Regions from separate parts of the Homo sapiens genome. Here region 1 is linked to region 2. Evidence: read pairs that join two places in POLR2A ChIA-PET (ENCODE). Cell type or tissue: PC-9. All regions are shown on one strand. Each heading gives the region's core, and the rest is flanking DNA. Links, peaks and the distances in the headings are about the cores only.

Region 1 (7,445 bases), core at 1,658-5,657, 310 kb after region 2:
CTAAAAACTCTCAATAAATGAGGTATTGATGGGACAAATCTCAAAATAATAAGAGCTATCTATGACAAACCCACAGCCAATATCATACTGAATGAGCAAAAACTGGAAGCATTCCCTTTGAAAACTGGCACAAGACAGGGATGCCCTCTCTCACCGCTCCTATTCAACATAGTGTTGGAAGTTCTGGCCAGGGCAATCAGGGAGGAGAAGGAAATAAAGGGTATTCAATTAGGAAAAGAGGAAGTCAAATTGTCCCTGTTTGCAGATGACATGATTGTATATCTAGAAAACCCCATCGTCTCAGCCCAAAATCTCCTTAAGCTGATAAGCAACTTCAGCAAAGTCTCAGGATACAAAATCAATGTACAAAAATCACAAGCATTCTTATACACCAATAACAGACAAACAGAGAGCCAAATCATGCGTGAACTCCCATTCACAATTGCTTCAAAGAGAATAAAATACCTAGGAATCCAACTTACAAGGGATGTGAAGGACCTCTTCAAGGAGAACTACAAACCACTGCTCAATGAAATAAAAGAGGATACAAACAAATGGAAGAACATTACATGTTCATAGGTGGGAAGAATCAATATCGTGAAAATGGCCATACTGCCCAAGGTAATTTATAGGTACAATGCCATCCCTATCATGCTACCAGTGACTTTCTTCACAGAATTGGAAAAAACTACTTTAAAGTTCATATGAAACCAAAAAAGAGCCTGCATTGCCAAGTCAATCCTAAGCCAAAAGAACAAAGGTTTTTGGTTACTACAAGGCTACAGTAACCAAAACAGCATGGTACTGTTACCAAAACAGAGATATAGATCAATGGAACAGAACAGAGCCCTCAGAAATAACGCCACATATCTACAACCATCCGATCTTTGACAAACCTGACAAAAACAAGCAATGGTGAAAGGATTCCCTATTTAATAAATGGTGCTGGGAAAACTGGCTAGCCATATGTAGAAAGCTGAAACTGGATCCCTTCCTTACACCTTATACAAAAATTAATTCAAGATGGATTAAAGACTTACATGTTAGACCTAAAACCATAAAAACCCTAGAAGAAAACCTAGGCAATACCATTCAGGACATAGGCATGGGTAAGGACTTCATGTCTAAAACACCAAAAGCAATGGCAGCAAAAGCCAAAATTGACAAATGGGATCTAATTAAACTAAAGAGCTTCTGCACAGCAAAAGAAACTACCATCAGAGTGAACAGGCAACCTACAAAGTGGGAGAAAATTTTTGCAATCTATTCATCTGACAAAGGGCTAATATCCAGAATCTACAATGAACTCAAACAAATTTACAAGAAAGAAAACAACACCATCAAAAAGTGGGCAAAGGATATGAACAGACACTTCTCAAAAGAAGACATTTATGCAGCCAAAAGACACATGAAAAAATGCTCATCATCACTGGCCATCAGAGAAATGCAAATCAAAACTGCAATGAGATACCATCTCACACCAGTTAGAATGGTGATCATTAAAAAGTCAGGAAACAACAGGTGCTGGAGAGGATGTGGAGAAACAGGAACACTTTTACACTGTTGGTGGGACTGTAAACTAGTTCAACCATTGTGGAAGTCAGTGTGGCGATGCCTCAGGCATCTAGAACTAGAAATACCATTTGACCCAGCCATCCCATTACTGGGTATATACCCAAAGGATTATAAATCATGCTGCTATAAAGACACATGCACACGTATGTTTATTGCGGCATTATTCACAATAGCAAAGACTTGGAACCAACCCAAATGTCCAACAACAATAGATTGGATTAAGAAAATGTGGCACATATACACCATGGAATACTATGCAGCCATAAAAAATGATGAGTTCATGTCCTTTGTAGGGACACGGATGAAATTGGAAACCATCATTCTCAGCAAACTATTGCAAGGACAAAATACCAAACACCACATGTTCTCACTCATAGGTGGGAATTGACCAGTGAGAACACATGGACACAGGAAGGGGAACATCACACTCCGGGGAATGTTGTGGGGTGGGGGGAGGGGGGAGGGATAGCATTAGGAGATATACCTAATGTTAAATGACAAGTTAATGGGTGCAGCACACCAACATGGCACATGTATACATATGTAACAAACCTGCACTTTGTGCACATGTACCCTAAAACTTAAAGTGTAATAAAAATAAAATAAATAAATAATTATTTTATTTCATTGTATTCTCAGTTATGAAGACTGGTAGAAAAAAAATAAAGCATTGCCTCTGTGAATATTCTAAGTGCCTAACATATATTAGCTCATTTAATCCTCACAACCATCCTAAGAGTTATTATCCCCATTTTTCAGATAAAGAAAGCGAGGCAGAGTGCTTTTCCTAAAGTCACAGAACCAGTAGGAGTTTAACCAGCTGGAATCGAGTCGATCTTAGCCACTAGACTTTAATGTCCTTAATCACTAAATTCTTGTAAAATGCTGAAGGGCTCCTACTGTTTTCCTTTTTTTAAAAAAAGAAGTCATGTACTTTCAGACATAAAATTTAAGACTTAAAAAAAACATCATCACTTTGCATTCAAAAACTTAAAATGATTATAGATGCCCTATCAGAAAGATAGCTTTCTCTCTACCTGTTGCCTTCCTTTTAAAAGTATGTGATGCTGCCAGGCACGGTGGCTCATGCCTGTAATCCCAGCACTTTGGGAAGCCAAGGTGGGCAGATCACTTGAGCTCAGGAATTCAAGATTAGCCTAGGCAACATGGCAAAACCCCATCTCTACAAAAAATAACAAAAATTAGCCGAGTGTGGAGGCATGTACCTGTGGTCCCAGCTACTTGGGAGGCTGAGTTAAGATTATCCTTGAGCCCAGGAGGTCAAGGACACAGTGAACTGAGATTGCACCACTGCTTTGCAGCCTGGGTGACAAAGGGAGACACTGTCTTAAAAAAAAAAAAAGTGATGCCAATAAGATATTGTCCAGTTTTCCTTAAGTGCTCAAGTGTCTATATACTTGACTCTGTAGGGTATAATACATTATGATACAAGGTTGCTTCTTTGGAAAGGTAATAAAGTTGACTCCAATAGTTCTAAGCTAAGGGGGTTTTGTTTTGTTATTTTTCCTAATGAAACAAGTATTTTAGATGGCATTTGGAAATTTCCTTTTTTAATACGTTCAACAAGTCATTTGCATGCAGTTTTAAACTACTCCTTTCAGTAATGTTTTATGATTTAAAGACTTGATAACTTTTAAAAATGGTGTGTTTAAAAACTAAAAGACAGCAAAACCTCCTAACGCAATGGCTTTAGATCCTTTTAAATATTCCAGAACCAGTCCATAAAGACCACTTTCTCTTTTTTCTTTTCTTTGTTTCTTTAATAAGGCAGTGGATGGATTGACAGATGTGGAAGAAACTAAGGGGGAAAAATTCAAGGCTTACCATCATTTTTACTGTGGAATTTGTTTCTGAAAATTACATTGTGAAGCAGGTTTAGGAAGCAGTGTACTATAGCAGGAAAAAAGATAGATTTGACGGATCCATGGGATTTAGGTTTCTATAAGAGCTGTGTCATTGCCCACTTGCATGATTGTGGGCTGGCTATTTAACATCCCTGAGCTTCAATTTCCTCATCCAAAATGAAGGAATAGTGACATCTGCTTTATAGAGCTAGTGGCAGAGAAGTACTTGGTACATAGAAGTCCTTACTAGTTGTGAATTCCTTTATTTCTCCCCAAAAATATACTCTTCTTTTTCCTTTTAAAAAAATACTTTAAATTTTAAATTTTCTTAGCGACAGGGTCTTGCTCTATCGCCCATGCTGGAGTGCAGTGGCGCTATCATAGCTCACTGCAGCCTCAAACTCCTGGGCTTAAGCAGTCCTCCCTTCCCAGCCTCCCGAGTAGCTGGGTCTACAGGCGTGCACCACATGATCAGCTAATTTTTTAATTTTTTTTTTTTGTAGAGATAGAGTCTCCCTATGTTGCCCAGGCTAGTCTCAAACTCCTGGCCTCAAGCAGTCCTCCAACCTTGGCCTCCCAAAGCACTGGGATTACAAGGGTGAGCCACCATACCTGGCTTCCTTCTCCTTTAAATATGTTAGATATGGTAGCCAGAAAATGTAAAGTGGAACGGATTTAAAATGCTTACTAAATGGCTTAAATAAGCAGAACAACAAAATGTAAATCTAAAATATTGTGGGCTTCCTGCACAACTCATGACCAAAGATGTGAAATGAAAAACAGACTACAGGATCCCCAAGGTAGCTAACAGGGAACAGAGGAGAGGTGACAAATAGTGACAGCTGTGCAGATCCAGTTCCTTAAGATCTGCCAATTATAACAAAACAAAGGGACATGGACAATTTGTTGTGTAATTCTCACATTTCTTATATAGTTTTAAAAAACTCCATTTAAAAAAAACACTCAACTGGAATAGGCCTTGATTACCCTCCTTCAGAATCTCCCGTGAGTCCTCTACCCTCTCAGCCATCTTATTACTTCCACTGTGGTGCAATAGGAGTTGTGATTGAACCATTCCCACAAAGAGCTCCTGATTTATGCAACCCATATATTTTTCTTTTTTACTTTAGGCATCTACCTCCAGGATTAATTCAGATGTCATTCTTGTTGTCCTGAATGTAAATAATGCAAACTTTATTTTGTTCATAACTGAATTATTATTCAATACAGTCACCACTAGGCATATATGGCTTCTTAAATATAAATTTATAAAAATAAAAATTCACTTCCTCAGTCTCACTAACAACATTTCAAATGCCTAGTAGCCGCATGTAGATAGTAGCTACTGCATTAGACAGTGAAGATATAGAACATTTCCATTGTTACACAAAGTTCTATTGAACAGCTCTGCTTTAAAGAATGTGTTATTTGGGGGATTTATATTGTCTTCTATGTTGCACAAAAATCACATTGGTCTTTATGCAACTTGACAACTTAAGAAGGTTGCCCCTCACAGAATGATGATTTTACTCTGGGTGGTGATCATATAAGATCACTTAATGAACTCTGATCTGTAACACCTTAACTGACCCCAAGCTGAATTTTATAGGGTGTCTGTCCCCCAAAATGATTCCCCAAAGAAGTAATAAAATTTGTTTGAATCAGACCTTGAACATTTTCCCTGTGTTTCTGTGTTTATCTCAAAATAGACAGAGATCACTGTTTTTTTAATGTGGCATATCTGACTGCTTTATCAGACTGCGAAAATCAGGAGCATGTAATGAGATAGCGCTCCTTCAATCACTTTGTAATCAAGTACTCATATCTTCTACATTCCTTTTTAGAAAGATCTATAATATCTCCCTTTATTCAACCGATTTTTGGCTTGTTCCTCTTTCTGCATCCCAACATCCTAGAGCATTATCTAAAACACACAGTAGGTACTAAGAATGTGTTTGAGTGAACGAGCTAAAAATGACTTTTGGATTTGACTTTAGAAGATTACCAGATTAGGAAAATCTGGCTCTGCTCAGGAAAGTTCATCTAGGAAAATTTCAAGTCTATGTGCTCCATTAATCAGCTGGCTTTTCTTTTTCTAATATGAGGCTTCGTCCATAGGTTTCCTAATTAAGGAGTTATGTAAACCATGCCTCTGTTTCCTTTCTATAGATCAACACAAGAAACTGCACATTTTCTCATTTTACTTACTTTGAGCATCTCCTTTAGGCTTTATCCTTCAAACACTGAAAGAAAACACATAAGTCTTCTGTCTCCAGAACTTCCTTTGGCATTAATATTGATTGTTAGTGTTAAATTTTACGGGGTGGATATACTTAAAAGAATGTCATTACCTTGCTGGCCTTGATGTTGTAATTATAGAATAATGTTGTTATAAATGCCAGCTTTTTAAAAAAAATTATGCTGAGGATTACATTATCATTCACTCATTTCCTCAACAAATAATTATTGAGCAGACATTATTCCACACACTGCATAGCTAATGATTTGAACCAATGGCTAAAGAATTGCACAGTTTTAGCTCATTTAGATGCTTAAAAAATAAAAAACTGAGGTTGAGAGCTTTGAACATTTGTTTGAGCAGTTGTACTTCCTAAAATTGTAATTATTTCTATTTAAAAAGAAATCATACACTCTGTCCCGAAGTTAGCTGCATTCCCATTTAAAAATAGTTTTCCATATACTAGAATTAGTTGAGAGAGTGCAGTATTTAAATTATGTAGATAAATTACCCCCAAAAAAATAATCTCTGTTTTTGGAGAGGTTTCCACTAATGAGGACTTACAAAAATTAAGTCAGCCAGCTGCTATACGACTGACATTCTTTAAAATGGTCTTTATATCTGTTTATTTGAGGCTAAACCCAAAGTTTTCTTTGGAAATCAGGTTCGTTTTATTGTTTGGCATGAAGTTGATATCCCCTGTGATTTGCCAGTTGTTGCTTATATTTGACTATGGTAGGCCTCAGCACAGTAATAATGCCTAGGTAGATTAGGCCCCTTCCTCCTAAGCTGCTGATGCCTGCTGGAGGGGGATGATGCACTGAGCGCTAGGTTCAGCCAATGAGATACCCTATTCATTTGACAAGGCTGCTGCACAGTGATGGTGTGTGGTTTATAAACTCTTTGTATTCCCCGCTATGCACTAGTGGAGGCGATGGTCTCTTATTTTGTTCTCCCTTCTCTTTCTCATCTGTATTACTTGTTTTGAGCCCTGGGGAGAAAATTAGGGACGAAGATTGAAATTATAGTTTAAATAGGAAGATAAGTTCTATTTATTTGGGTTTTAATGCTTTTATTCAGCAAACATTTGTTGAACACCAACTATCTCCCTGGTACCAGGCTAAGTGCTGGGAATACTAATGTATTTTTCAAGGACTTCTGATCTTTGGGAGAGATAGACATGGGGCTGGACTCTTAGGACCATGATAGTTGCTGTGATGCAGATATTTAAAGGTTTAATGAAAGCCTTTGCCTGGAGGAGTCTGGAAGAGGGTCACAAAAGGCATATCTTTTACTTGTAGCAAATGGAGAGCCACTGAAGAATTTTGAGTAGAGGCACAATCAGGATTTTTTAAAAGATTCTGTGAGCTACCTATGAGATGACAGGAGGCAGAGAGATCAACCAGGAAATCATGCTACTCCTGCACAAGTGGGTCATTGTTAGTGTTCTTTATCCCTAGCACCCTAAGACTGTAATGATTACCTACCAGGTCATAAGCAAACATTTGTTTGCTTTCCAGAACATGATATAGGGCCCGTCAGTCTGAAGACATTTTTTTTTTTTTGAGATGGAATCTCACTCTGTAGCCCAAGCTGCAGTGCAGTGGCATGATGGTGGCTCACTGCAACCTCCACTTCCCAGGTTCAAGCGATTCTCATGCCTCAACCTCCCGAATATCTGGGACTACAGGCACATGCCACCACCCCCAGCTAATTTTTTGTATTTTAGTGGAGATGGGGTTTCACCATGTTGCCCAGGGTGGTCT
Region 2 (7,445 bases), core at 2,254-6,253:
ATAGTTCTTATCAACATAGTATATGTTTTGCTTATTTATCCTGTTTATTGTCTGACTCAACAAGTAGAATTTGAACTTTAAAAGGCCTATGATTTTTATCTATTTTGATCAATGCTTTCTATCTAATGCCTGGAACAATGACACATAGCAGATACTCAGAAAGTTTTTACTGAATGAATATAGTAACTAAGCAGCCTTTAGAAAAGTCTTGGAGAACACTTTCATCTGAGTAGTGAGGTCAAAGGCGGATATCAACGAGGTGAGACATAAATGTGAGGGAAGGAAACAGAATTACAAAGTATAGCCTATTTTTTAAACAGCTCTAAAGAATATTAAAATAATTCATCTTAGGGATTAGCTAGCACTTCAGTCTATTAGTGAACACACTTTCTCTTTGCCAAATAACTTCTAAACATCTAGAAAAGATAAAAATTCAAGTGGAACAGAGATTTTCAAGGGAAGAGGTGGACTACTGTTATTAACCCTTTTCTATATCTCTTTAAATATTTGTCAAAAGATCCCACAGAAAGGAGAAGGGGGTGGGATGGGGAAAGGAACAGAAGTCAGCTAAAGTTACTAAGCATCTTGAATAAAGAACCACATTAAAAAATCTGATCTTTGGGAAAAAACTATTTTAATATCTGTGGTAATTTGAACAGAAAAAATGCATTTGTTTTTTAGAGCTAGCTCTGTGGCAGGTATTTCCTTAATGGTGACTATATAATTTTCTTAACTGGAGTCACCAGTGTTTGCTAGATTCCACATATTGTTGTACCAGTTCACAAAAACCAGAGCACTGCAAAAGATAATTGAATGCAGATTACAAAGTGGTTTATGATGGCTGTCACTCTCTTTGCAAAGTGAAACAAGTGCACCGTCTATTCTTATGATATAAAACTGCCTCTTTAGGACCTCTTACTTTGCTAGAAGCTTTGTTTTGAGGCCTATGGAGAAGTCCAGTGTCCTAAAGCAGCTGCTTACCCAGTGGTAGCCAGATCATTACTCTCCTTGGAACCGTCTTCATCTGCAAAAAGGGGCGGTAGGGTGGAGCTAGTCATCAAGTTTTCCATCTCTCTGAAAGGAAAAGAGAATAAAAAAAAATTAATGGCTTAATTACTTCCATTTCAAGTTCCACTAATTTAAGAGCCAGCCTTCTTGAACTTTATCATATAAGCAACAGAATAAAAACTGACCTAAATATTTATTTTCTTGACTTGGACACATCAATTTAAACTGTATGGTAAATGGGCCTTTTAACCTTGGTCTTATCAACTGACCAGACTGAAAACAAGTTAGGTTTTAACAAATGGGATGTGGTTTGGAAAATTCCTTTTTATTTATCCAGAGTATCTTCAAAAGTATTCATTTCCTGTAGAAATTGTTAAGCAGGGTAACTCAGAAGCACTGCCACTCTGAGCAAGCTATTTAAGCTCTTTGAGCTACAATTTCACCATCTTAGACTAAGACAAAATTGCTGACTTAACCCAAAGGGTTATTGTGAGAGATTAAAATGAAAGTGCTCCATAAACAGAGAAAATCTAAGGTAGTAAGTGCATTGAGTATTATATAAAGAAAGATATTGTTATTACAGCATTACCAGTTCTCAGTCCCAGATGAATCATCTATAGATTAAATGATGGCAAACTGAGCCCTCCAAAAGGAAATAATGCAAAGGAAGTAGAGGATGGAAGGCATGCTGATGTGGCTCTCAGTCAAAGAAACCACACTTCCAGGTCAGAAATATGCTCCACACACCATCATAACCAAGAGCAGAAATAGCATGCACCTGGGTACAGGAAACAACTAAGCTTAATTGAAGAAAACAAACAAATCACAAGAACTGAGGTTATCAGACTGAAAGGATAAAAGGACAAAGTGACAAAGAGAATAATTTCATTTGGCATATCACTATGAAAAACGATTTTTGCCTTTCAAGGCTTACCACAAAGGGCATCACCCCATGTAGTTAAAAGCAGCAGTCTTCCCTTCATCATGAAAGGGATATTCAAACAAAACATTCAGCAGTGACCCCAAACATCAGCCACTTACACAGAACTGCAAAGCACTCAAGAAAGAGTGCCTCAATCAATTGGGAGAATTGAGAAGCAAATTATGAGAATTCACTTAGGAGCTTCCTCAGGAGTTATTTCAGGCGCTGCTGCTGCTAAGGAGACCTGGTGAAACAGCAATTAAAAGGAAAGCACAGCGGCAAAGCAGAGCCAGGATCACTCCACTGAGGTGGAAATATGAAGAAAATGCCGATGACACGAGGACCACATTCTCCATGTTCAATGGAGTGATTTATTTCCAAAAGATAACACTGATGTTTTATTCCTTATTCTTACTTATTCTCACTTCTAAGTTTATTATTTAGCAGGCCAAGTTCCATAAACAGCTTGATGGGAAAAACACATCTCTGTACAAATATTACCCATTACAGTAGGTAGAGCATGGAAGGTAGAGAGGAACTTCTCACTCAACCATCATAAGCACTTTATTCTACTGCAGGAATGCTTGCAACCTCTTTTCAGTTCCTTCAAGATAAGGTGTTTACAAGTGGAATAGCTCTAATAAATACCACAAAATTCCATTCCACATGTTTTACTGAATAACCCTGACTCAAGTGTACTTAAGTTTTAATTCACATTATACAATACAAAGGCGAGATTAAAGCCTGGGCTGCTAACATCACCTCACACCAATGTCAATGTTCATTTTACCAAAAGAAAACTGTAATATCTGTTAGATACCATACAGACTAACCATAGTGAGCAAACATTCAAATGGCCAGGTATATACCTTAGGGAACTCACTTGACTGGCTTTTTTTTTTTTTTTTTTTTTGACAGTCTCGCTCTGTTGCCCACGCCTCCCAGGTTCAGGTGATTCTTGTGCTTCAGCCTCCCAAGTTGCTGGGATTACAGGTACGTGCCACCACACCAGCTAATTTTTGTATTTTTAGTACAGACGGGGTATCACCATGTTGGCCAGGTTGGTCTTGAACTCCTAGCCTCAAGTGATCCGCCCACTTCGGCCTCCCAAAGTGTTAGGATTACAGGTGTGAGCCACTACGCCTGGGATTGACTGGCTTCTTTCTAAAAGTATCCCTAGAAGTCAATGGCCTTTCAAGAACCTTGAGATTCAGCATTTAAAGCTCCTGGCATTGCTCCCATGCCTCAAAAGAAGATATATTATCTGGTGAGGGACAAATGAAGTGTCTTTTCATCCACTATGCCAACATGACCCTGTTAGAGTGTTTTCCAGATATCTTTAGTCATTTCTGAAACGTGGGGAGGCAGCTGGATAACATAACCTTAACAACATATAAACAGATCATATAAACAAAGGAAGTTCAGAGAACACACATTTTTTCCTTTTTTATTTTCCCTCTCTTAAGTTTGTTGTATTCAAACCCATATGGTTTCAGATATATTTTCTCAGTGTTACTGAGTAGTCAGGTCCCTAAGAAATGAGTAATAAAGTGGGTGGAAGGTTAAGGGGCCAAGATCAACAAAAGAAGGAAATGAAGAAAAGTGCAGTGAAACCCAAAGGCCTCTAAACTAGTCCAGTAAGTCGGAAAATACAATGATTCCCAAGAATATGTCTGGGATCCTGGGAGAATGCATTTCATATGGTCCATGAGGGAGTGATTCAAAAGGAATCACGGCTACCAAGCCACTGATTGCCAAAAGCCCTTCACATGTAGCATCTGTGCCTGATGATGTCCCAGTACAGAGGTCACACTGAACTTTGAAATTTTATGCAAAGCACTTAAGAAATGTAATGAATGCTGCTCTAAATGAGTAAAGAAGAGAAATTTGTTCAAAGGCAAAGCAATATACAAGTTTGGCTCTTCACTGCACTTTATACAAACAGGTCTATCATGCAGATGTTACCTAGTAGAGGGGACTTATCCAGTGAAGGCTTCTACCAGGAAGCCTCACAAAAATGATATTACTTTGCCACTTAGAACACTTTGAACCAGGGTCTGGACCTGAGCTTTGGAAATCCCAAAATTCCCTCTAACACTAACCACTCACTGAAAAAAACCTGACATATAAAAGAGTGCCAATTTAAAATATTTTAATGATGATTATAAAGATTGTAATGAGAATTATATTAAGCGTACTAGATATTTAATGACTAGTGAACACATTTTCTCTCTGTAGTCATCTAGTAGGCCAGATCATAATCAGAACATTGCTATGGTCAATATATGGCCAGAACAAAGGAAATTAGGTGGAACTTAAGAAATGTTCCTCAACTAAGATTGCTCTAGTAATCTTTCCCAATAATAGGGATGATCACACCAATGTGACTATGTTATTCCAAATGTGTTGGACAGTGCTGGAAGCATATTTGTACTTCTGGTTTCTGGGGTTGGCTCTTTTCAAGTGCCCTTTTCTTACTTTACACATGCTAACCCCACTTCCCTAAGTCTTTTCATAGAGATGCAGCATATTCCTTCTGCACCACTCCCTCTCCAACCATACACCTCATAATTGAGAGGTGGGATTCTGCCCATCTCAACCTCATTTTCCATATTACAGCCTTTATGCAAAACCCTTGGTTCCTTTAAAACATCAGGTTCCTTGGTTATATCAACCTCATACCCAAAAATCTCTTACCATCATCTCCTATCATTTCAGCTCTCTTAATTCTCCTATTACAACTCACCTTGAACCATACAAACCTCTATTCATTGGCCCTTGATTTTCCCTTCTCTGTCCAGCTTAGATTCAATGGCTACATTGCAAATGTTCTTTTGCCAATACTCAATTCCCTTGCACTACATCTTTCTATACACTAGAAGTAGATCAACTCTGAGTTTTGGCTTTAGATGGTGGAGGAAAAAAATGACAAAATAAAGAGTATTACTATAAATGTATGGTATCCAATCACAACTGGGCCCTCTATGCTCTTAGTAATCACTTTGTATGTTCTTAGGATATTTCCCAACTGCCATGTTATCTCTGTCAAAGTTTTTCAACCAAACTCACCCAAATCCTCCAACTCAGTCAGCATTATCTTTTCACATTCCTCAACCCCAACTCACGACAAAAAGCATACTAAATTGCTTTTTTTGGAAGATATAATTGATATACCATAAAGTTCACCCCTTTACTACATACAACTCAGTGGTTTTTAATATATTTACAAGGTTGTGCAACCAACACCCTAACCAATTTTAGAACATTTTCATCACCCCAAAAAGAAACACAATATCCTTTAGCAAACAATCCCCATTCTCCCTTCCTGCTAGTCCTCCTAGGCCTGGGCAACCACTAATCTACTTTGTTTTTTTTTTTTTTTTTAAGAGACAGGGTCCTGCTCCGTCACCCAGGCTGGAGTGCAGTGGCATAATCATAGCTCACTGATGCCTCAAACTGCTTGTCTCAAGTGATCTCTCTGCCTCAGCCTCCTGAGTAGCTAGGACCACGCCTGGCTAATTTTTAATTTTTTTTTTTTTTTGTAGAGATAGGGTTTCGCTATGTTGCCCAGGCTGTCTTGAATTCCTAGCCTCAAGCAATCCTCCTGCCTCAGTCTCCCGAACTGTTGGGATAATAGGCGTGAGCCATCATGCCTGCCTACTTTCTGTCTTTATAACTGTACCTATTCTGATATTTCATATAAATAGAATCATACAATATGTGGCCTTTTGTGTCTGGCTACTCTCACTTAGCATAAAGTTTTCAAGGTTCACATTGTAGCGTGTATCAGAATTTCATTCTGCTTTATGGCTGAATAATATTATACTGGATGGCTATTGCACATTTTGTTGATCCACATATCAGTTGATAGACTTGGGTTGTTTCTACTTTTTGGTTATTATGAATGCTGCTGCTTATGAACATTTGTGTATAAATTTTTGTGTGGACATGTTTTCAGTTCTCTTGGGCATATACCTAGGAGTGGAGCTGCTGGAACATCTGGTACCACCATGTTTAATATTTTGAGAAAATCAAACTGTTTTTCAAAGCACCTCTACCATTTTACATTCATACCAGTAACCTATTAGGGTTCCAATTTCTCCATATCCTCAGCACACTTGGTATTATCTTTTTTATTAGAGCCATCCTAGTAGATGTGAAGTGGTATCTCATTGTGATTTTGGTTCATATTTTCCTAATGAGTAATGATGTTAAGCATTTTTTCTTATGCATATTGTGCATTTGTTTATCTGTTTTGGAGAACTGTCTACTCAAATCCTATTTCAAATTGTGTTTTGTATTATTATTATTATTTTTTAGATAGAGTATCATTCTGTTGTCCATGCTGGAGTGCACTGGTGTGATCCTGGCTCACTGCAACCTCTACCTCCTGGGTTCAAGCGATTCTTGTGCTTCAGCCTCCCAAGTAGTAGCTGGGATTACAGGTATGCACCACCATGCCCAGCTAATTTTTGTATTTTTAGTAGAGACAGGGTTTCGCCATGTTGGCCATGCTGGTCTCAAACTCCTGGCCTCAAGAGGTGCCACCCACCTCAGTCTCCCAAAGTGTTGAGATTATAGGCGTGAGCCACCACACTCAGCCTCCTTTGCTCATTTTTAAAATTGGGTTAAAACTGTATTGTTATTGCAAAATTGCAAGAGTTCTTTTTATATTGTAGATACTAGACACTTATCAGATATACTATTTTCAAATGTTTTTCTCCCATTCTCTGGGTTGTCTTTTCACTTTGATAGTGGTCTTTGAAATACAAACGTTTTTAACTTTAAAGTACAAATTATCTTTTTTTTTTCTTTGGTTGCTTGTGCTTTAGGTGTCATATTTAAGAAACTACCGCCTAATCAAAGTTGTGAAGATTTACCCTTATGTGTTCTTCTAAGAGCTTTATAATTTTAGCTCTTAACATTTATGCCTTTGATTCATTCTGAGAAAATGCACCATATTCTCTGACCTCTACATCTCTGCAACTGCCATTTGTTGTCTTTGGTTGGAATACTTCCTAGTACCCCAGTCTCTCTTGTTTGGCCAATTATACTTTCTTATCCTTCACATCTCATCTTAGATGTGTCTTCTTTCAGCATGTGTTCTTGGATCAATCAAGAATGTATCAGATGCCCCTTTTATGTACTACCAGAGCATTCTGTACTAAACACCCATCATAATACTTGACTCACTGTACTACACTTGTCTTTTCTAACCCTTAGTTATATGTTTTGTTAGGTTATAAACAGTGCCTTGTTTACCTTTAAATTTCCCCCAGCCTGGTTTTGAGCATATCATGGGCATTTGTTAAATATGCATTTGATGAGCAAATACAATTATGTATTTCACAGCTTCATCATAATATTGTGGCCAGACTTTGCCTAAAGCCACACCATACCCCTCAACTGAAGGAGGCTCCTCATTCAATTAGTATTTATTTATTGCTCAAGCAAGGCACTTTTGCAGATTATGTGTCTTTTAAATGGATTAACTCTGAAACTGGGGGACACTCAA

What was found. Peaks named below come from ENCODE experiments on the same cell type or tissue, not always from the same donor. Only the 100,000 strongest peaks of a DNase experiment are listed, where the experiment ranks them.
Region 1: POLR2A ChIA-PET joins it to region 2 with 10 read pairs; 2 of 35 experiments call an interaction of 5 or more read pairs at or near these places.

Annotation. Positions count from the first base shown.
Region 1 is chr15:77,145,248-77,152,692 of GRCh38, reverse strand. The region is part of intron 8 of PEAK1 (pseudopodium enriched atypical kinase 1); the gene reads left to right. Among named protein-coding and RNA genes, the nearest start is that of LINC00597, 76 kb to the left of the region's middle. In PC-9, for the core only: no CTCF peak of the experiment used is centred there; no DNase peak of the experiment used is centred there.
Region 2 is chr15:77,452,033-77,459,477 of GRCh38, reverse strand. HMG20A (high mobility group 20A) reads right to left here. Exons shown (of 10, transcript NM_001304504.2): 2 at 982-1,074. The coding sequence starts at 1,070. Among named protein-coding and RNA genes, the nearest start is that of HMG20A, 35 kb to the right of the region's middle. In PC-9, for the core only: no CTCF peak of the experiment used is centred there; no DNase peak of the experiment used is centred there; H3K27ac peaks cover 881 bases.